Linked DNA regions of Homo sapiens: regions 1 and 2 are each linked to region 3. The links are chromatin loops, found by intact Hi-C in ENCODE. Cell type or tissue: mammary epithelial cell. All regions are shown on one strand. Links, peaks and the distances in the headings refer to the core of each region. The heading gives the core; the rest is flanking DNA.

Region 1 (6,145 bases), core at 2,134-6,133, 620 kb after region 3:
ATTGTGCTAGGACATTTACCTGGCTTATCTCATTTAACAATTATTTGGTGGAATCTAACAATTTTAAATTGCTCACAGTATTGGTAAGTTAAACTAGCAATTTGTTTTTATTTTCCCACACTGAATTATATATTAGATGCCTTTATTTTTTTAGTTTTGTAATTTAAAAAAATGTACCCAGGTCTTCATTGCAGATATTCTTCAGTATGGAAAACTCCCCATTTCCTCTCTACTTCTCTTTACTACCACTGTGCTTTTTTTTTTTAAGTTGGAAAGGTAGCCCATATTTTAGAACTATAAGATAATTTCCTGTAGGTTTTTATTCTAAATTTTTTGTTTAGAATAATATGAAAGCATTCATTTATGGGATGATATCTAATATTAGATAATATTAGATAATAATATTGTTGATATTATATGTCAGCTTTTATAGCTCATAGTCAAATTTACAACAATTCAATCTCAGATGTCTAGAATATATTTGTCCTTTCTGTAAATGATTTGCATCTTTTCATAAAATCTTAGTTTGAACTACCCAGATATGCCTTCTTGTTTTAGGGTGCTTCAAATGTCTTGGGCAAGAATTTAGGAGAATAATATAAATGATAAAGATGTAAACAAATGAACAATTACCACATTCTTTATAATGAAAGAATTGAAACTCTAGATGACAAGAAGATGGTATATATATGAGTAAATGTTAAAGCCCCGTCGTGTACACATGAGAATGTGGAAGGAAAGGGTCTTGTCCCCCTCGATGGGGACACACAGGGGATAGCAACTTGCCAATCTCAGACTGTGCAGGCACGTACCCTTCGAAGCAGCAGTTCCTCTGCATTATAGCACTGTGTGACACAGAGAAAAAAATAGGAACAAATGATGTGTCTGTAGCAAGGCTGCTTCTGGAGGTATTAATTTATGCATCTCTCCTCTCTCTGCTTCTCCTTCTTCCCTCTTCCTTTATTTCCTCCTGGAGTTGGGCCTTACAGCTCCTTGTCTGAGGGATCTGGGCAGGGAAGGCAGCAGAAGCTTCCAGAAGACAAAGGCTCTTCAGGCCAAGTGCCCTGGATACAGGGTGAAGAGAAGGAGCTTTGGAAAGAAAGATCTGAGGGTAAAGCCTGCAATGCCTCTCCTGGACCCAAGGATGGGTGAGTGACTGCTCTCTGGCCAAATGGCTGCTGCTTCATCCCTTGGTGAGAGGCACTCAGAGGGACGACTCGCAGCCTCAAGGAGGACGCCCTGTTCCTCTGGCCCAAAAGCAGCGAGAGCCTGATAACCGGGAGACAAGAGCAGGGGCCATCCACCTTCAGCAGGGACTGGCTATCCAACTGGCTTCTTCACCAGCCTGGTTGGAATTAAGTCCACTGGAAGGAAACAACAACTATTTTTAATATTAATTTAAGTTGTTTTTTTGTTTTGTTTTGTTTTGTTTGAGACGGACTCTTGCTCTGTCGCCCAGGCTGGAGTGCAGTGGCACAATCTTGGCTCACTGCAAGCTCTGCTTGCCGGGTTCACGCCTTTCTCCTGCCTCAGCCTCCCCAGTAGCCGGGACTACAGGCGCCTGCCACCACGCCCAGCTAATTTTTTGTATTTTTAGTAGAGATGGAGTTTCACCATGTTAGCCAGGATGGTCTCGATCTCCTGACCTCGTGATCCGCCCACCTTGGCCTCCCGAAGTGTTGGGATTACAGGTGTAAGCCACTGCGCCTGGCCTTAAGCTTTTACATTGGAATTTGTTTTGCCTTAAATTGGAAGAATAAAGACTGATTGGATGAATTGTGGAATCTATAGAAGGGAATATTCTGCCACTACTGAAATCCATGTGGTGCAGCCACACATGCTGATAGGGAAAGTGTCCAAGGTCCCACATTCAGTGAAAAAGCAAGACGTGTGATATGGTTTGGCTTTATGTCCCCACCCAAATCTCATGTTGACTTGTAATTCCCAGTGTTGGGGGAGGGACCAGGTGGAAGGTGATTGCATCATGGGGGCAGATTCCCCCTTGCTGTTCTCGTGATAGTGAGTTCTCATGAGATCTGATGGTTTAAAAGTGTGTGACAGTACCCGCTTCCCTCTCTCTCTCTCCTGATCGGCCATGTTAAGATGTGCTGGCTTCCCCTTTGCCTTCTGCCAAGGTTGTAAGTTTCCTGAGGCCTCCCCACCCATGCAGAACTGTGAGTCAATTAAACCTCTTTTCTTCATAAATGACCCAGTGTCAGGTAGTCATTTATAGCAGTGTGAGAACAATTAATACAACGTGGAATTTGATAAATATGATACATACATTCAAACACTTAATATACTGTATATACATACACACACATATACACATATGCATACATATACAAACATACACATATGTAAATACACACATACATACATACAAATACACAGACATGGGCACATAGACATACACACAAAGATGTACTCACAGACACACAAATACACAGACACAAGTACACAGACACACACACATATACTGTATACACACACGTGCATACACATATGTAATATGCATACACATACACAGAGACACAAATAAACACAAATAGACACACATACATACACCCACATAGACACACTCACCCCAAAGACACATACACATTCATATACACACACACACCCCATCTATCTATCCATCTATGTGCTCCATATGCACAGAGAATTTTGCAGTAAATGAGAAATGTAACAGTGATTACCTACGGGAGGGAGCAGTAAAGCATAAGACAATTTTTAAAATGCTGCATGTTGTGAGACTTTTAAAACACACATGTCTTAATTTATGATTTTTAAAAACGGTTTATAAATGGAAGAAATGTGAGAAAAGACATTTTTATATTTACTTGCACAGGCAAAAAATGTAAAGCCAACATATTTTTCGGAGCCTCATTTTCTAAATAATTATCTTCTTATTGATTATTTATAGATTGATTCAGAGAAAAATCACAAATTGTAAATCAAGTTGATTAGGATGTACTTCACTTGAGCTTTGGAAATATTTTGTGAATTCATTAATTTATAAATAAAATTGAGGGAAAATAATGGTATAATTAAAAATAGTTCCTACATGTTAGTGGACAACTTGCCTTCTAAGTTAGGACTTCAAAGTTGGTGAAACCCTTGTGCGCTTTATAGATTGGTTCTTCCTGCCCTCTGGTGGCCATTAATCGTTCCTACATATTAGTGGACAACTTGCCTTCTAACGGAGGACTTCAAAGTTGGTGAAACCCTTGTGCGCTTTATAGATTGGTTCTTCCTGCCCTCTGGTGGCCATTAATCGTTCCTACATATTAGTGGACAACTTGCCTTCTAACGGAGGACTTCAAAGTTGGTGAAACCCTTGTGCGCTTTATAGATTGGTTCTTCCTGCCCTCTGGTGGCCATTAATCGTTCCTACATATTAGTGGACAACTTGCCTTCTAACGGAGGACTTCAAAGTTGGTGAAACCCTTGTGCGCTTTATAGATTGGTTCTTCCTGCCCTCTGGTGGCCATTAATCGTTCCTACATATTAGTGGACAACTTGCCTTCTAACGGAGGACTTCAAAGTTGGTGAAACCCTTGTGCGCTTTATAGATTGGTTCTTCCTGCCCTCTGGTGGCCATTAATCGTTCCTACATATTAGTGGACAACTTGCCTTCTAACGGAGGACTTCAAAGTTGGTGAAACCCTTGTGTGCTTTATAGATTGGTTCTTCCTGCCCTCTGGTGGCCATTGCTCAAAATGCAGACAGAGCTGTGTGGAGGTGAAACAATGAAACTTTTTTTGTTTTTTCGCTTTGTTTTGTTTTGTTTTTGAGACGAAGTTTCGTTATAGTCACCCAGGCTGGAGTGCAATGGTGCAATCTCGGCTCACTGCAACCTCCGCCTCCCGGGTTCAAGCGATTCTTCTGCCTCAGCCTCCCGAGTAGCTGGGATTACAGGCGCCTGCCACCATGCCCAGCTAATTTTTGTATTTTTAGTAGAAACGGGGTTTCACCACGTTGGCCAGGCTGGTCTTGAACTCCTGACCTCAGGTGATTCGCCCGCCTTGGCCTCCCAAAGTGCTGGGATTACAGGCATGAGCCACTGCACCTAGCACAATGAAACTATTAATACAGCCCAGGCAGTGACTCACAGAAGCCTGAGAAATCCTCTCAATTTCCTCATTTTAATTTTGCAACATAATCTTGCTATCTTGATTAGTCTCACTCGATATTACTGACATAAAATCGAATTATGCCATCTCAAGTATTTCAGTTATATATTAAATTATCGAAAGCTACAGTAATTTTCTGTAAAACTTTTACATGTATAGTATATTGTTAGACCTTACCACAATAAGGGGTGTTTTGCAAATAAGAAAATAAAAACACTTTTAAGTGAACTTATTTTTTTTCTTACTGTTAGGTAAGTCCTTTAAATATTCTATATTTTTGTTTCACATTACCACTCCGTATGTTCTGTCAAGTGTACACTTACTATTCAGATTCCACGAGGAATAGAGTGACTCCGAGGGAGGCTGGTACACTTAGTAAGTGGCAGGCCCAAGGGTTGGAAAACAATCTGGCTCCTGAGTTTGTGTCTAAGCTTTCCTTCTTTTAAAAATCCATAGGGTTAATTGTGAAGTAATTTTTAAGCATTTAACTAGAATGTGTTGATAATGTGCAACTTGTAAAATCTTATAAGATACAATTTTTGTTTAAGGCAATGTTTGTTTACCTTTTTTTTTTTTTTTTTTCCTGAGACAGAGTCCTGCTCTGTTGACCAACCTGGAGTGTAGTGATGGGAGCTCTGCTCACTGCAACCTCTGCCTCCCGGTTTAAGCCTTTCTCGTGCCTCAGCCTCCCGAGTAGCTGGGATTACAGGAGCATGCCACCAAGCCTGGCTAATTTTTGTATTTTTAGTAGAGACGGGGTTTCACCATGTTGGTCAGCCTTGTCTCAAACTCCTGACCTCAAGTGATCCACCTGCCTTGGCCTCCCAAAGTGCTGGGATTTCAGGCGTGAGCCACTGTGCCCGGCTGGTTTACCGTATTTTTTAATACACTAATATGTGTTAGCCTCAAAGACCTAGTTTCTTCTATAAAGTTTATAAACCAGGCTTCATGATTTTAGGGGAGATGACTTTTTAGAATATCTAAAAGGAGATGTTTCATTTTTTAAACCAAAATTTAGAAGCAGAAGCTACCTGGCACTAGTGTCCTTTTATCCATCATGAAAGTCTAGTCCCTTTGGTAGGGGACAAATGGATGCTTGTGGCTCAAGAGAAAGTAAACCCTGAGAAAGAGTTACTGAGTTAGAGTATGGTTTCAGATAAAAACGGTGATTAACTTCAGAAGATTTTTTTTATAATTATGGAACTCCAGACTAAACATTCTTAGGGTTTCTGGTCCAAAAGAGCTTCATTAAAAAAATATATATATATATACTTGGACATTCCACTGATCGCCGCTGTTTCAGGTGGGGTCATTTTAAGCTGTTAGTCATCTCTGGACCAGTCGCTGTGATCATTCCAAATGATTTCCCCCTTGAATTTCAATGACATCTATGCTGGGCTCAAGGGCTCATGCCTGTAATGCCAGCACTTTGAGAGGCCAAGGTGGGTTGATCACTTGAGACCAGGAGTTTGAGACCAGCCTGGCCAACGTGGCAAAATCCTGTCTCTACTAAAAATACAAAAAAAAAAAAATTAGCTGGGCACGTTGGCTCATGCCTGTAATCCCAGCTACTCTGGAGACTGAAGCACGAGAATTGCTTGAACCCAGGAGGCAGAGGTTACAATGAACCGAGATGACACCACTGCACTCCAGCCTGGGCAACAGAGTAAGACTGTCAAAAAAAAAAAAAAAAAGAAGAAGTCAATGACATTTGGCTTATGTATGCAACTCATACAGTGCTGACTTTAAACAGCCAGTACAGTAGGAGAAAGGGAACGACCCCCAAGAACTAGAGAAGAATCATCATCGCATAGGAGTTAAGCACATAAGCCCCATGTGTAACGGACCAGGTCAGGTGCTTGCTGAGTCACCAGTGATGCATCTGGAGATGTGTGACTCCCTGCAGCATCAAAGCAACTCCTGGGAAGTCTCACGGAGGCAGAAGAGAGACTCAGTTATAAATGCAAATGCTAAATCTGGCCGGCTGTACTGCCTATGTGAAGACCATA
Region 2 (6,145 bases), core at 2,134-6,133, 50 kb after region 3:
TTAAATTTAACTTCCCCCTGGAAAAACTGTTTTTTCAAATGAAATCTGTTCTTCCTTCAGTGGTTATGGCATCGCTTTCCCACTTAAGCAGGTCCTAGGCAACATCATCATTTTTGACTGTGCCCCAGCCCATTGCTTGCTCTCTATGTAGTATTAGATTACGTTCAGCCTCCCTACGTATTGTAAGTTGGGTCTAAATGTTTCTCTGTACATGGTGTAAATGAAAAAAGTATCTGAGACAGGTCTCAATCAATTTAGAAGTTCATTTTGCCAGGGTAAAGGACATGCTTGAAAGAAATAAACATGGAATCACAGAAACAGTCTGCAGTCTGTGCCTTTCTGCAAAGATGACTTTGAGGGTTTCTTTTTTTGAGACAGAGTTTCACTCTTGTTGCCCAGGCTGGAGTGCAGTGGTGTGAACTCGGCTCACTGCAACCTCTGCCTCCTGGGTTCAAGTGATTCTCCTGCCTCAGCCTCCCGAGTAGCTGGGATTACAGGCGCATACCACCATGCCTGGCTAATTGTATTTTTAGTAGAGACGGCCTTTCTTCATGTTGGTCAGGCTGGTCTCGAACTCCCAACCTCAGGTGATCCGCCTGCCTTGGCCTCCCAAAGTGCTGGGATTACAGGTATGAGCCACCACACCTGTCCGAGGGTTTCAATACTTAAAAGGGAAGGGTGGGCTGGAGATGAAAGAGAGAGGGTATGGTCCCATTACCGGATCCACATGTTCAGGAGAAAGGGAGCACGTGGGCGAATAGTCACTGATATTTTCGTCTTGTGCTCAGTAAATTGCCACCTTATATAAGATAAGGTAACCCTAGAGTAGCTACCAGTGAAGGAGATATTTAACCTTTTGTCTGTAGCTGTCTGAGTAAGAACAAAAGGAAAGGCAGCTTGTTGTATGACTCAGCTTTCAGCTTAACTTTTTTCCTATGGCAGAGTGAATTGGGGTCCTATGTTTTTATTTTCTTTTCACAATTGTGAACTGTGACCTAACGGGATGTGTCAACAGTCTGTCACCTTCTCTCTCTCTTTATTATTATTATTATTATTATTATTTTGAGACAGAGTTTCACTCTTGTTGCCCAGGCTGGAGTGCAGTGGCGCTCTCTTGGCTCTCTGCAACCTCCACCTCCTGGGTTCAATCAATTCTCCTGCCTCAGCCTCCCCAGTAGCTGGGATTACAGGTGCGTGCCATGGCTGGCTAATTTGTGTCATTTTTAGTAGAGATGGGGTTTTGCCATGTTGGCCAGGCTGGTCTCGAACTCCTGACCTCAGGTGATGCACTTGCCTTGGCCTCCCAAAGTGCTGGGATTACAGGTGTGAGCCACCATGCCTGGCCTGTCACTTACTCTTATAGTTTCAGCCAACTGCATGTAGCCAACTGTTCAAACTGTGTTCAAAGAAGGCAGAGGCCGAGGTGTAATCCATCCAGCTGTACCTCACTTCCATTTTCCATATGTCACTGTCCTTTTTCTGTGCATTAAATCCAACCATGTGGCTGCTCTGGAGTCATTCTGAACCTATTCTGGTTCCAGGGCTGCCTGATTCTTGAATTGTTCTTAGCTCAATTGAACTCTGTTAAATATGATTTGTTTAAAGTTTTTATTTTAATAGAAGAATGAATTCCATCAATTCTACTTTGGTAATGTGTCCAGAACACATTCCCTTCTTTCTCTTCAACTATTCTCCCCTTCACCAGTGCACTGGGGTCTAAATGCTCTTCTGCTTTTCGTTTTGTCTTCCTGACCCAACCGACCCACTACTCTCCGACTGAACCTTCTGAAGCACAGCTTGGATTACCCTGCTCCTTCGCTCAAAGCTTTAATGATTCCCCATCGCCTGAACCTAAGGCCCAAACTCCTGTGTGTGGCACGCAGAGACTGTCCCAGCAAGCTCTGACTCAAACTTCTCTTCCATTCTTCACTGTCATTGTGTGCGTTCCATTCCAACCAGACTTGCCCCCGTTTCCCAGCATATCCTTTTTCCTCCATGATCATGTGATGTGTGGGGGCCACGGCCATTGGTCCCCTCAAGGTTTGCTGGAAAATCACTGGCATGAGGCAGATTGATTAACAGGAGAAAATGCAAACAAATTTGTTTAATGTGTATATACGGGAGCCTTCAGGATGAAGACTCAACTGTTACCGGAAAGGGGTCCTGATCCAGACCTCAAGAGAAGGTTCTTGGATCTCGCATAAAAAACAATTCAGGGTAAGTCCACAGGGCAAAGCAAAAGCAAGTTTATTAAGAAAGTAAAGTGGTGAAAGAGCGGCTACTCCATAGACAGAGGAGGATGGTCCCGAAAGTAAGAGGAGGAACCTGTCTACCCTAGGTATAATACTTGTTTATATATAATATTAAATCATCATGGGAGATATGCTCTGCTACAAGGATTTGTGATAAAGGATTAATTTTCTAATTACTATATTTTGCAAAAATTGATATTATTATCATTAAAGGAAAATTAGGAATGCTTCTGTTCTCAAGATATCGGGATATCAGGACACTCCTAAGTCTGCCTCTATTTAGTAAACATTAATTATCTGTTTCCTTGACCATAAACATCTAGAGACTACGAATATCTAACTTTCTGGGAATGCAGCCCAGCAAGTCCCAGCCTCATTTTCTAGCCCTCACTCAAGATGGAGTCGCTCTGGTTTGAACACCTCTGACACAACTTTCCAAAGAGGTACAGGAACTTATGTCCTATCTTGAGGCCACAGTAAAGAGGGCAGACTCGGAGCAGGGCCAGAAACAGGTTATGTTGGTCAATGAAGTTGAGTGGCAAGACTGTTGATGAGAGGGAGAGAGGAAGAGGCTTGGCTAGCACAGGTGGCCTTGTTATGTAGATGAAGTCTCCCTCAGAGAGAATAGATAGTAAATGCTTCTTTTAGACTTTCAAGGGTCAGAATCCCAACCTCTCCTGGATCTGGGTAAGATAAAGGAAGTGGGGTGGGGTTATGGCTGCATTCATAGAGATCCTCTACAGATGCAAAATTTCCCCCCAAAAGCCCCAACTTTGCAAGGCCACTTCCATTTGCTGGCCTAGTGGCAGTCATTTTAAAAAAAAATGTTAAATGGCTGGATGCAGTGTTTCACACCTGTAATCCCAGCACTTTGGGAGGCCGAGGCGGGTGGATCATGAGGTCAGGAGTTCAAGACCAGCCTGGCCAAGATGGTGAGACCCCTCCGTCTCTACTAAAAATACAAAAAAATTAGCCGGGCATGGTAGTGGGCATCTGTAATCCCAGCGACTTGGGAGGCTGAGGCAGGATAATTGCTTGAACCCAGGAGACGGAGGTTGCAGTGAGCCAAGGTCATGCCACTGCACTCCAGCCTAGGCGACAGAGCAAGACTCCGTTTCAAAAAAAAAAAAAAAAGTTAAATATTTTGGGGTAAAATATTTTAATTTCCTGCAGATGTAATTCCTACTTTAGAGCCCAGTTCTATTGTTACCTGCTCCATGAAACTTCCAGAATCTTCCTCCTTGTGTCCTCTCTGAGCTCCCAGAGCACCTGTCTGCTCCACCCCAGGGTTTATGGACAGTGGAGACACACCATGAAATGTCTCACTGCATTGAAAATTTGTAGTAAGTACTCACTGATGAAAAAAATGTTTAATGTGTATGTCCTACGTAGTGCCTTACATTTTTATTAGGCTTTTACTAAGTATTTAACATTTATTGGCCAGGTGCAGTGGCTCATGCCTATAATCCCAGCATTTTGGGAGGCCAAGGAGAGAGGATCACTTGATCCCAGGAATTCGAGACCAGCCTGGGCAACATAGTGAGACCCTGTCTCTGCTTAAAAAAAAAAAAAAAATTAGCCAGGCGTGGCATGCAACTTTGGTCCCAACTATTTGGGAGGATGAGGTGGGAGGACCACACGAGCCCAGGATGTTGAGGCTGCAGTGAGCCGTGATTGCACCACTGTGCTACAGCCTGAGCAACAAAACAAGACTGTCTCAAAGAAATAAAGTAAAATAAAATAAAATTTATTCTTCAACGTACATGTGTTGTTTCTCTGTTCAGCCACTGGAGGGCACTAGTGAAGTCCTTAAATAACTGATCCACTGTTGAGATGAGTTTTTCATGCTCTAGAGGTTGTGTGTGTGTGTGTGTGTGTGTGTGTGTGTGTGTGTGTGTGTGTGTGTGTGTGTGTACATGAGTACTGACGCATCGAGAAAAATACTATTTATAGATTTTCTTTTGTTTTTAAAAGTTAATAATCTACTAAAGATAATAACCACAGTCTTTCTTAAGGTTTTGCATTCAGCTTGTGAATCTTATTATTCATAAGCCTAGAAAATTTGTATAATCACTTTTAAAGGGAATACACATGAATTTTGGGTCTCTTTTACAGTCTTAGATAAATGCTCTTAAATATTTTAGGTTGCCTATAAATTTAATATATTCTATTTTCTTTTGAGGGTTTTGACAAACTTTCCCAAGTACTGTAAATAATTCTTTAAAAATCTAATAAATTAAACTATACCTATGGTAATTAAGTACTCTTCACTGTTCTAAAGCTGTCTACAAGTGATTAAGATTTGTACTTAAGATCACAAGTGTAAATTTATTGACAACATTTACACTTCTAAAATTGGAATTACATGGCTGACTACGATTGTATTAGGCCAAACACTCTTAAATATTATAAACGCTGTATTTGAAATGCCAAGTTGGCACAGCTTCCTTATCACAGCAGCTTCAGTACATCCTTATTTAATGGATTCACTTACAATTATTTATTGAGCACCCATCACGTGCTCGTCACAGTTCCAGACATGGGGGACACAGCATTGAACAAAACAGAAGAAACCCCAGTCCTCATGGAGTTTATGTTGTAGTGAAAGACAATAAACACTATAAGGTAGTAAATTATACCACAGGTTAAAAGATGGCAGGTGCTCTTGGGGAAAAGTAGAGGACACTAAGAGGGAATGGATTGCAGCTTCAAAAAAGTGGGCATTGTAGCCTCCAAAGAAAGCAGCTTTGACAAGGACTTCAAGGGAGTGACAAGGGAGGCAGCAGATATTTGAGGAGAGAACATTACTAGTAAGAGGAACTATTAGAGGAGTTCAAACCAGACCGACTCCATCCTGAGTGAGCGCTAGGAAAATGAGGCTGGGACTTGCTGGGCTGACTCCCAGAAAGTTGGGTATTCCTGGCCTCAAGATGTTTATGGTTAAGGGAACAGATTGATAACATTTACTAAACAGACTCAGACTTGGGAGTGTCCTGATGTCCTGATATCTTGAGAACAGAAGCATGCCTAAGTTTGCTTTAAATATAATAATATTGATTCTTGCAAAAAATAGTAATTAAGAAAATTAATCCTTTATCACAAACCCTTGTAGCAGGGGACATCCCCCCAATCTTCTTTTGTCCTATATATAAACTAGCATTGTACCTAGGGGGGACAGGTTCCTCCTCTTACTTTCGGGACCATCCTACTCTGTCTATGGAGTAGTTGCTCTTTCAATTCCTTTGCTTTGGCCCTTGGACTTGCCCTGGGTTCTTTTCTGCATGAGATCCAAGAACTCTCTATTGGGGTCTGAATCAGGATCCCTTTCTGGTAACAGAACCAGCAATGAAGATTTAGAAGGGGGAGCCACGGAGGGAGAAGGAAAGCAGTGGAGTGTCCTGGAAGCCCAGTTGGAAAAAAGTCTATCCAGGAGGAGGTCATGGTCGTGGTCCCATGTGTTACAGGATACTCCTAAGTCATGTGAGTGAGGGCTGGGGCTTGGGTGCTGGATTTAGGCTGACCTTGAAGAGAGGGTTCAGTGGAATGATAGGGATGCAAGCCGGATTAATGGGGGTTGAATGGAGAGAGAAAGAAGAGAGTATAGAGAAATTGTCAGAGCGTTGCTGTAAAAGAAGGCAGAGTAACGTGCTACTCTCTGGAAGAGGCGATAAGTCAAGAGTTGTTGGCTGGGTGCGGTGGCTCACACCTGTCATCCCAGCACTTTGGGAGGTGGATGCGTGAAGATTGCTTGAGCCCAGGAGTTTGAGACCAGCCTGAGCAACATAGTGGGACCCTGTCTCCATTTTTATTTTTTAAAAAGTATTGTTTCTAGCATTGGAGAAAGAAAAATGGGTTTGCTTGCTAGTGTGAATGATGCAGAGGGGGAGGTGGCA
Region 3 (8,580 bases), core at 2,793-6,792:
CTTTTCTAAATGTTTGGTAGAATTTACCAGTAAAGCCATCTTATTCAGAGCTTTTCTTTGTTGAGAGGTTTTTGATTACAGAGTCAATCTTTTTACTAGTTATAGGTTTAGTCAGATTTTCTCTCCATGATTCAGTCTTGGTAGATTGTGTGTTTCTAGGAATTTGTCCATTTCATCTAGATTATCCATTTGTTGGCATACAATTATTCACAGTACTTTTATTAATATTACCCTTTTTATTTCTGTACAATATGGTAGTAATAGCCCCACTTTCATTTCTCATTTTACTAATTTGAGTCTTCTCTCTTTTTTTCTTAGTCTACCTAAAGGTTTGTTAATTTTGTTAATCTTTCCAAAGAACCAAATTTTGGTTTTACTCTATTGTTTTTTGATTCTATATTTTATTTATCTCCACCGTTCTTAATGAATTTCCTTCCATTTGCCAGCTTTGGGTTAAGACTGCTTTTCTTTTTATTACCTCCTTAAGGAATAAAGTTGGGGTACTGATTTGAGATATTTCTTACTTTCTAATGTAAAGTGTTTACACCTGTAAGTTTCTCTCTCAGCAATGCTTTTGTTGCATTCCATAAGTTTTAGCATGTTGTGTTTTCATTTCCATTTGAAGGTATTTTCTAATTTCCTTTGTGATTTGTTTTGACTCATTGATTGTTTAATAATGTGTTGTTTAATTTCCACATACTTATAAATTTTTTAGATTTCCTTTTGTTACTGCTTTTTAGTTTCACTCTCTGTGTTAAAAAAATTAGTCTGTATGATTTCAGTCTTTATAAATGTATTAAGACTTGTTTTGCAGCCTGACATACCGTCTATCCTGGAATGTTCTACATGCACTTGAGAAAAATGTATAATCTACTGTTGTTGGGTGAAGGGCTCTGTATGTCTGTTAGGTCCATTTGGTCTGAGTGCTGTTTAAGTCTTCTACTTCCTTATTGATTTCCTGTCAGGTTATCTATCCCAATAGTTGGTTAAAAAAAAAAATACTAGGGAAAATACAGAGTTGAAAAGGGTACTCGGTTATGAATATTATCATAAACCGATAGAAAAGTATCAATTTGGCAAACATTTTGGAAGGCAAATAGACAATATTAACAAAACTAAAACTTGCAACCCACTTCTAAACATCTATAATAGAGACACAAACATGGTCCCTCCTTGTGCACCAGAAGGTAAAGTACAGCACTGTTTTTAATATGAAAAAAATTAGAAATATACAAAAATAGCCATTCTTAAAAGACTGGTTAAATAGATTATGGTACTTTAACACACTATGGAATACAATACAGCAACCAAGAAGAATTAGGGAGCCTGCTTTATATGTACCAATAAAACATAAATTAAAAAAAGCAAGCTATAGCATATATACAGGATAATCATATATCTGTAGTCATTACACATACTGTATGAAAATAGATAAATAAAAAGAAAACAATCTGGACAAACATCAAATAATAACTGGATACTTCAGAGGCTGAAGGCAGTAAAAGAGGTCTTTAAAAAAACGGTTTCAATTTTTTGCCAGAACAATGTATTCATGTATTAAAAAGGAGACATAAGTATTTAAATACATTGCAGTCTAGGAATGATTAAGCTTAAAGATAAGTAGCTCTGTATTGCTCAATGGCTTCTCAGAGCACTAATCAGCAATAATTGTTTTGTATTTAACTTTTATTTTTGGCCAAGAACACCATTTTCTTATATCAACACCTGAACCAGCAGTTGGCTTTCTTTTTTGGACCTCTGTCACAGCAAAACAATGTTTTATTATCTTATAAGGCAACCAGTAGAAATCATAGCTAAATCAAAGTGCAGGTGGAGGGCAACAGTAAGCTAGGTAAGTCACTAGGTTTCACATGCCAGCTAGCTTCACACTATTCAAATCTGTGCTTTGCAACATGATCAAATTACCTGTCATGGTTCTAAGAGGTTGTTTCTCAAAAGTGGTATTTGGAATGTTAAATCAGAAACTGCCAAGACATTATTATAATTATAAACAATCACAATGCTTTTAAAATTATTTATCATTTATATGTTATTTATTAGGACTAAAACACTTATTATTATGTTTAATCTAAAAATGGCAGAGTATACCAATACTCAAAATATAACCCCCAGGCTGGGCGCAGTGGCTCGCACCTGTTATCTCAGCACTTTGGGAGGCCGAGGCAGGTGGATCACGTGAGGTCAGGAGTTCGATACCACTCTGACCACCAGAGTGAAACCCTGTCTACTAAAAACACAAAATTAACCCGGCTACTTGGGAGGCTGAGGCAGGAAAATCACTTGAACCTGGGAGGCAGAGGCTGCAGTGAGCAGTGAACCGAGATTGAGCCATTGCACTCCAGCCTGGGCAACAAGAGCAAAACTCCACATTAAAAAAAAAAAAAAAAAAAAAAAAAAATATATATATATATATATATATATGCACACACACACACACACACACACACACACACACACACAACACACACACACACACACACACACCTCCTTTTAACTTCTAGGAAAACGGAAAACTGAGATCCTAAATTTGAAGTTTCAGAAAAAGAACATACTTTAAAACATTTCTTTAGAAGTGTTCTAGTTTGTGTTATAATCACTAACTATCAGAGTTAAAGAAATTAAGTCACAAAAATATGCTCAGTATACTCATGCCAGTGTTATTTCACATTAACAAAGTCAACAGTCACTTTTGACTCTTCCTATCAAAATAAAAAGGAAAGATTGTAGTTGCTAACATACACAGCTGAGAAACACATTTGGAAAACTAATACTGTGTTCTTTTAAAAATGAATAATTGTATATATAATACAGAAGTAAGTCAGCCTAGTAAGACAAGGCTGAAATTTTACCTAGAGAAAAATTTGATAAACAATCACAGCTTCAAGACAAAATAGCTAATGATCCATAACATGAAAATTCAATTGACATCAGAATTAAATTCTTCATATAAGATATCCAAAGTCCAAATACGTAATACAATGATCATGTTATATGCTTATGTAAGTCCAAGGTCTTATGTCATTCATTTGACCTGTATTATTAATATTTCATTCATTAATTCAATATTTACGGAGTATCTATTTTATCTATCTATCTATCTATCTGTCTGTCTGTCTATCTATCTATCTATCTATCTATCTATCTATCTATCTATCTATCTATCTATCTATCTCAGGCACGGAGGCATATAAAGTAGAATGGCTCCTAGCAACAGGCATCAAATAATTGTACTAACAGATTATGTTTAGCTTATTACATAAAAACTGTTGTATTTAGATGTAAGTCCAAGCAAAAATCAGGGGGAGGGAGGAATAACTTTAAGAATGTCACATTCTAGTTTTTAACTCTAGCTATACATGAGAATCACCTGGTATCTTTAAAAAATAAAAAGAAAAATCAAATGTTCCTAGGTCCCAATGTCACTTATCCTCATTTCCTCCCCTATTCCTCCATTCATATATGGAATTGGTCTGGAATAGGTCCCGTAGCACACTTCTCCTGCTACACAAGCCACCCTCAGGTGACTCTGATCTGCAGCCAGGGTTGAGTATCTCTGTTTTAGCCAATCATTATTTTCAAAGTATAAATACAGCTTAATGCTACTGGGATCATCAGAACTTCAAGCCTTTTGTTTGATTCACTATTTGTACTGAGCAGGCTTTTCTATAGCTCTGAAAAAGTAAAAGTTAACTCTGTAGAAAACTCACAGCAATGCAAATAAATTTTGTAGGTAGAGATGCAGATGAGGATATTAATATTTTATATATAATTTGGTAATCTCAGTCCACCATTCTTTCCTTCAGTGACTAGTGTATGTCAGTGTTTCCTAGTCCTTTGATCAGCTTTTCTATAATGTTGGTTAACTCATTAATAAGTTAATTCTTTGACAGGTCTTTACTTTTAAAGAAAAAAAAAAACAGAGCAACTAGCATAACCAAAAAAAAAAAAAAAGAAAACCCACAAATAAAATCCACAACAAAGAGAAAGATTCCCCTTAAACCTCAAAATATGAGCAGAGTGACAAACCAGACAGTTATGAGGCCCACAAAGTATCAGCATTTGTGTATGATGAGGCAGAGGGAAGGCACGGGGTTTTTCTGATGGCCCTGGGAACAGGAGAATCCCTTCAACCTCCCCTGAAGCCTCAATGGCATACTAGTCTCAGAATAGCAGCCTCATCTGGGAAAGGCTCTGAAGGATCTTGTTCTCAGGCTGAGAACAAGAACAATGCCATGCAAATAGGTGTTAGAGCAGTCTGGGCCATGTAAACTCTTGAAACTGATACTTCTTTTAGAAAAACTCCTAGGAGTAGACTCCAGACTGAGAAGAACAGGGCAACAGAAGCAAAGACAAGAAAAGTTCCAGATAAAAGAGAAAGGGAGCAGAAAAGATCTCAGAAAGGATGAAACCATACTTTGAAAAATCACCTTGTGAACACAACACAAGAGGGAGCTCTAGAGTTATGAAGCTGAAAAGGCTATCCTGGCCTATTCCTCTCACCATACAGGAAACTTACTGCACTGAAAAATGAGCGACAGAAGTATTAAGAATTCCACTTAAAACTATTATAAGGAAACACAGACTGGAGTAGAATCATGTCTCTACAGCGTGAAGTAAATTAAGAAAATTACAGAAGCTCTGAAGAAACATAAGACTCAGAAATTAGGTGACTGGAGAAGGAATTGAAATGAGAGGTGATAGAACTAAGAATTAAAAATAAAAAAAATTATTTCAGAATGAAAAGTACAATGCTTAATGCATTAGGGAAAAAAGGAGGATGGCTTTAAAAATAAAAAGATAAAAAGTTTTGAGAAAAAGTAATAAATAGAAAAGATTTTAAAAGATGAAGATCCAAGATAATATAAAGGGTACAGAGGGGAAACAAAATACAATAAATACCAAAAGGTATAATTCAAGAAAAAAAAAGTTCCTAAAACAAAAGATGACCTGAAACTACACATTTATTATGACTTTGAAAAGACATAGTTTATGCCAGAACACAATGGAGTAAAATATTAAATATACTCAATGAAAGAAAAGGTGAGCCATGGGTTTCATATCCGTCCAAATGAACCTTCAAGTATAAAGGTTGCAAACAAACTGAAAAGAACATGCAACATGCAAGTACTTGGGGAATACCATGAACACTGCCTGAGAATCTACTCAACTCCAGGGCAGGGGTCAGCAAACTTTTTCTGTGAAGGGCCAGAGAGTCAATACTTTTGGCTTTACAGGTCCTATGGTTCCTGTCACAACTGCTCAGCCCAGATACTGCAGTGTTTACGAAGGCAGCTATAAACAAAACATAGAGAGATCAGTCACATATGGCTTGTGGGTCATGGTTGCTGACCCCTGTACTAGAGAATGAGCTTCAGAAACCAAAACAAACAAACAAAAAAACTAGAAAGGACTCAACATGAGGACTGGTGCTGAGAATTAAATATATATTTACCAGTAGAACTAAGACTACCTGATGGTTATCAGGGTCTACAGTATAGCTCGTAATGGCTAAAAGCTCTGACAAACTATTTTTAAAAATGGGAGGAAAGTGGTGAATGTACATGAAAAGTAAAATAAGCTCACTTACTGCCTTAAATGCATTAACTACAAGTCAAGCAATAGTATTTCAAATCAGAAGAGAAAGAGGGTAGGGAGAAGTGCTAGTTAACTAAATGCTCATAGGAATTAACCCATTTATAGTAGCCCAAAAGGTATTACATAAGGTATCAGTATAAAGAACCATTAGAACAAAAACACAAACCTACCTAAATATCAAAAGATATACCAAAGCAAAGAGCAAACATACAAACAAAACATTAAGAAAGACAGTAGGCTACATACAGTTCATCCAAGAAAGTGGAATACTATATATATATAGTTGCTTATATATTTTAAAAGTGGAAGGATAAACCATAAAATTAAAAAAAAAAAAGATTTCATCTGAAAGAGTGAGTAGGGTAGAAGAGTCAGGAATATGAACAAGAATCCTCTGTAGAATGACTTCAAAATTCTACATAATTCTGTCACACAATTATAAGATAAATTTAAAAAGCAGTAATTCTTAAACAATAAAATTTTTTTTAAAAACCAAATGAGCTGTTGGTGTAATTACACACAGAAGTGAGTGTAATAATTTAAAAACACAGTAATTTGACTGTACATCCCTACTATGTTATAACCTATAGGTTTAAACAAAGCTGAAAAATGCAAGAAAACATAAAACGTTTTCAGTAATCAATAATAATGCAAGCTGTTGTCTTTGAACTGTAGTATAAATCAAATGCATAATTAAATCAATGTCTCTGGACTTTTGGTGAAGTTGAAGGAACTCTACATAGTAAGACTGATAAGATTAAGTTAAATCCCTTTATCTTTGAATCTGAAATTTCAATATAAATTCATATTTTGTTTTGTTTTTCTAAAATTATATTTATCTCCTAGCTCTATTCATTAAAAAGTCCTATCAACAATGACCAATCCAGTAGAAGGGAGTATTCCCAATGCCCAGATTTTAGCCTCTACCATTTCCCAAAGCAACCAGACTCCTTTTAGAAATGACTGATTCCAGGCATAGAGCAAAAAAATAGGACCTGCAATAATTTGTCATCCTAGAAGACAAGGAGGCTATTAAGCCACTAGATGTGAGATAAAGGTCATGTCAAAAGGACACAGGAACCATCCTGAAACAGCATCCAACAGCCAAAGACAGATATGTGAGGCATCAGTAAGAATAACTGAAATGAGGCCAGGCGTGGTGGCTCATGCCTGTAATCCCAGCACTTTGGGAGGCCGAGGTAGGAGCACTGCTTGAGACTAGGAATTTGAGGCCTTCCTGGCCAACATAGTGAGACCCTGTCTTTTCTACAAAACAAAATTTAAAAAAAACTGAATCCATGTAAAACAAGTATTTATATGCATGAGTTCATAATACTAAGGAGAAAAAAAAATCATTACTTACTTTCAGAGAATGCTAATGAATAGAATTCGTTATTGTTGAAAACTGACAAAGGAAAAGAATCAAGCACTTGTTCTGCTTTTATTATAAATCAGAACTTCAGAGTAATCAAATGGCCGACAAGGTGAATTTTCTCTTTACAGATGTATTCCAGTTAATAAACAGAGGTCTGATAAAGACATGTCATCACTTTGCAACCACCAAGAAAAAAATGCATGTAGGCAATGAGCATCCATTTTGAGAGCATCACAGAAAGGCATTACATACTTTTTGAGGTAAGTACATGGCCCAAAAAACCCACACTGGATCAGCTCTCTAGATCTAATTACCAACTTGTCAGAAATACAGGGAATAGAGGAACATAGTCAATGATACCATGGGGATGCAATCATAAATATTCAGGCTATAAAAAGATCTATAGGAAAATCCTGCATGACATGTTTCTTCAACAACAAAAAATTCCAAGAAAATAGTTAGAGGGGAAACCAATGAACTAAAAGAGACTTAAGAGATATAGTTAAGGCCGGGCGCGGTGGCTCACGCCTGTAATCCCAGCACTTTGGGAGGCCGAGGCAGGCGGATCACGAGGTCAGGAGATCGAGACCATCCTGGCTAACACGGTGAAACCCCGTCTCTACTGAAAATACAAAAAATTAGCCGGGCGTGGTGGCGGGCACCTGTAATCCCAGCTACTTGGGAGGCTGAGGCAGGAGAATGGTGTGAACCCGGGAGGCGGAGCTTGCAGTGAGCAGAGATCGCGCCACTGCACTCCAGCCTGGGCAAAAGAGCGAGACTCTGTCTCAAAAAAAAAAAAAAGAGATATAGTTAATCATAATGTATGTGTCTTATTTGGACTACAAACAGGCAAAATGAACCCCAAACCAAAAAAAACCTAAACAAACAAAAAACCCCACAAAAACACACAAACAAGATCAAGAAAATGCATGAATTCTGAACTGAATCTGATATTAAGGAATTATTTGTACTGTTTTGTAGAAAGTGTATTTTATTATGTTTTTAAAAAGTTCTTATCTAAGGTCCGGCATGGTGACTCACACCTGTAATCCCAGCACTTTGTGGGGCCGAGTCTGGAATTCAAGACCAGCCTGGACAACATGGCAAAACCCTGTCTCTACTAAAAATACAAAAATTAGCCGGGCATGGTGGCACACACCTGTAATCTCAGCTACTCAGGAGGCTGAGGCAAGAGAATCTCTTGAACCCAGGAGGCGGAGGTTGCAGGGGGCCGAGATCGCACCACTGCACTCCAGCCTGGGAGACAGAGCGAGACTCCGCCTCAAAAAAAAAAAAAAAAGTTTTTATCTAAGACAATAAAGATAGTAAATGGAATATTTACAGATGAAAGGACATGACATCTAGGATTTACTTCAAAATAATTCATATATTGATAACTGCTAAAGCTTAGTTGAAGACCACGTATTTTACTGTGGCAAACTACAAATACTATTTCTGTATTTGATTTGATTTGAAACATACCTAAAAATAATCAAGGTTGTCATTTCATACTTTTTTCTTTTTTTGAATACAAGATATTTTAAATGCAACTAAAACTGTTTTGCAAAATGCTTACAACTTAAAACACA

What was found. A loop is a pair of places that touch in the nucleus more often than their neighbours do. Peaks named below come from ENCODE experiments on the same cell type or tissue, not always from the same donor. Only the 100,000 strongest peaks of a DNase experiment are listed, where the experiment ranks them.
Region 1: it touches region 3 in a loop (14-fold over the local background); 23 of 110 quality-filtered maps call a loop at or near these places.
Region 2: it touches region 3 in a loop (13-fold over the local background); 15 of 110 quality-filtered maps call a loop at or near these places.

Annotation. Positions count from the first base shown.
Region 1 is chr10:4,813,006-4,819,150 of GRCh38, reverse strand. No RefSeq gene overlaps it. Among named protein-coding and RNA genes, the nearest start is that of AKR1E2, 10 kb to the left of the region's middle. RefSeq lists enhancers at 3,587-3,636, 3,073-3,720. In mammary epithelial cell, for the core only: CTCF peaks have their summits at 3,111 (motif pointing left) and 3,703 (motif pointing left); DNase peaks (open chromatin) are centred at 3,725, 4,126 and 6,010; H3K27ac peaks cover 1,879 bases.
Region 2 is chr10:5,382,104-5,388,248 of GRCh38, reverse strand. No RefSeq gene overlaps it. Among named protein-coding and RNA genes, the nearest start is that of TUBAL3, 20 kb to the left of the region's middle. RefSeq lists an enhancer at 2,562-3,180. In mammary epithelial cell, for the core only: a CTCF peak has its summit at 4,042 (motif pointing right); a DNase peak (open chromatin) is centred at 4,088.
Region 3 is chr10:5,430,088-5,438,667 of GRCh38, reverse strand. All of the region lies in intron 3 of NET1 (neuroepithelial cell transforming 1), which reads right to left. Among named protein-coding and RNA genes, the nearest start is that of NET1, 22 kb to the right of the region's middle. In mammary epithelial cell, for the core only: a CTCF peak has its summit at 4,469 (motif pointing right); a DNase peak (open chromatin) is centred at 4,097; H3K27ac peaks cover 1,540 bases.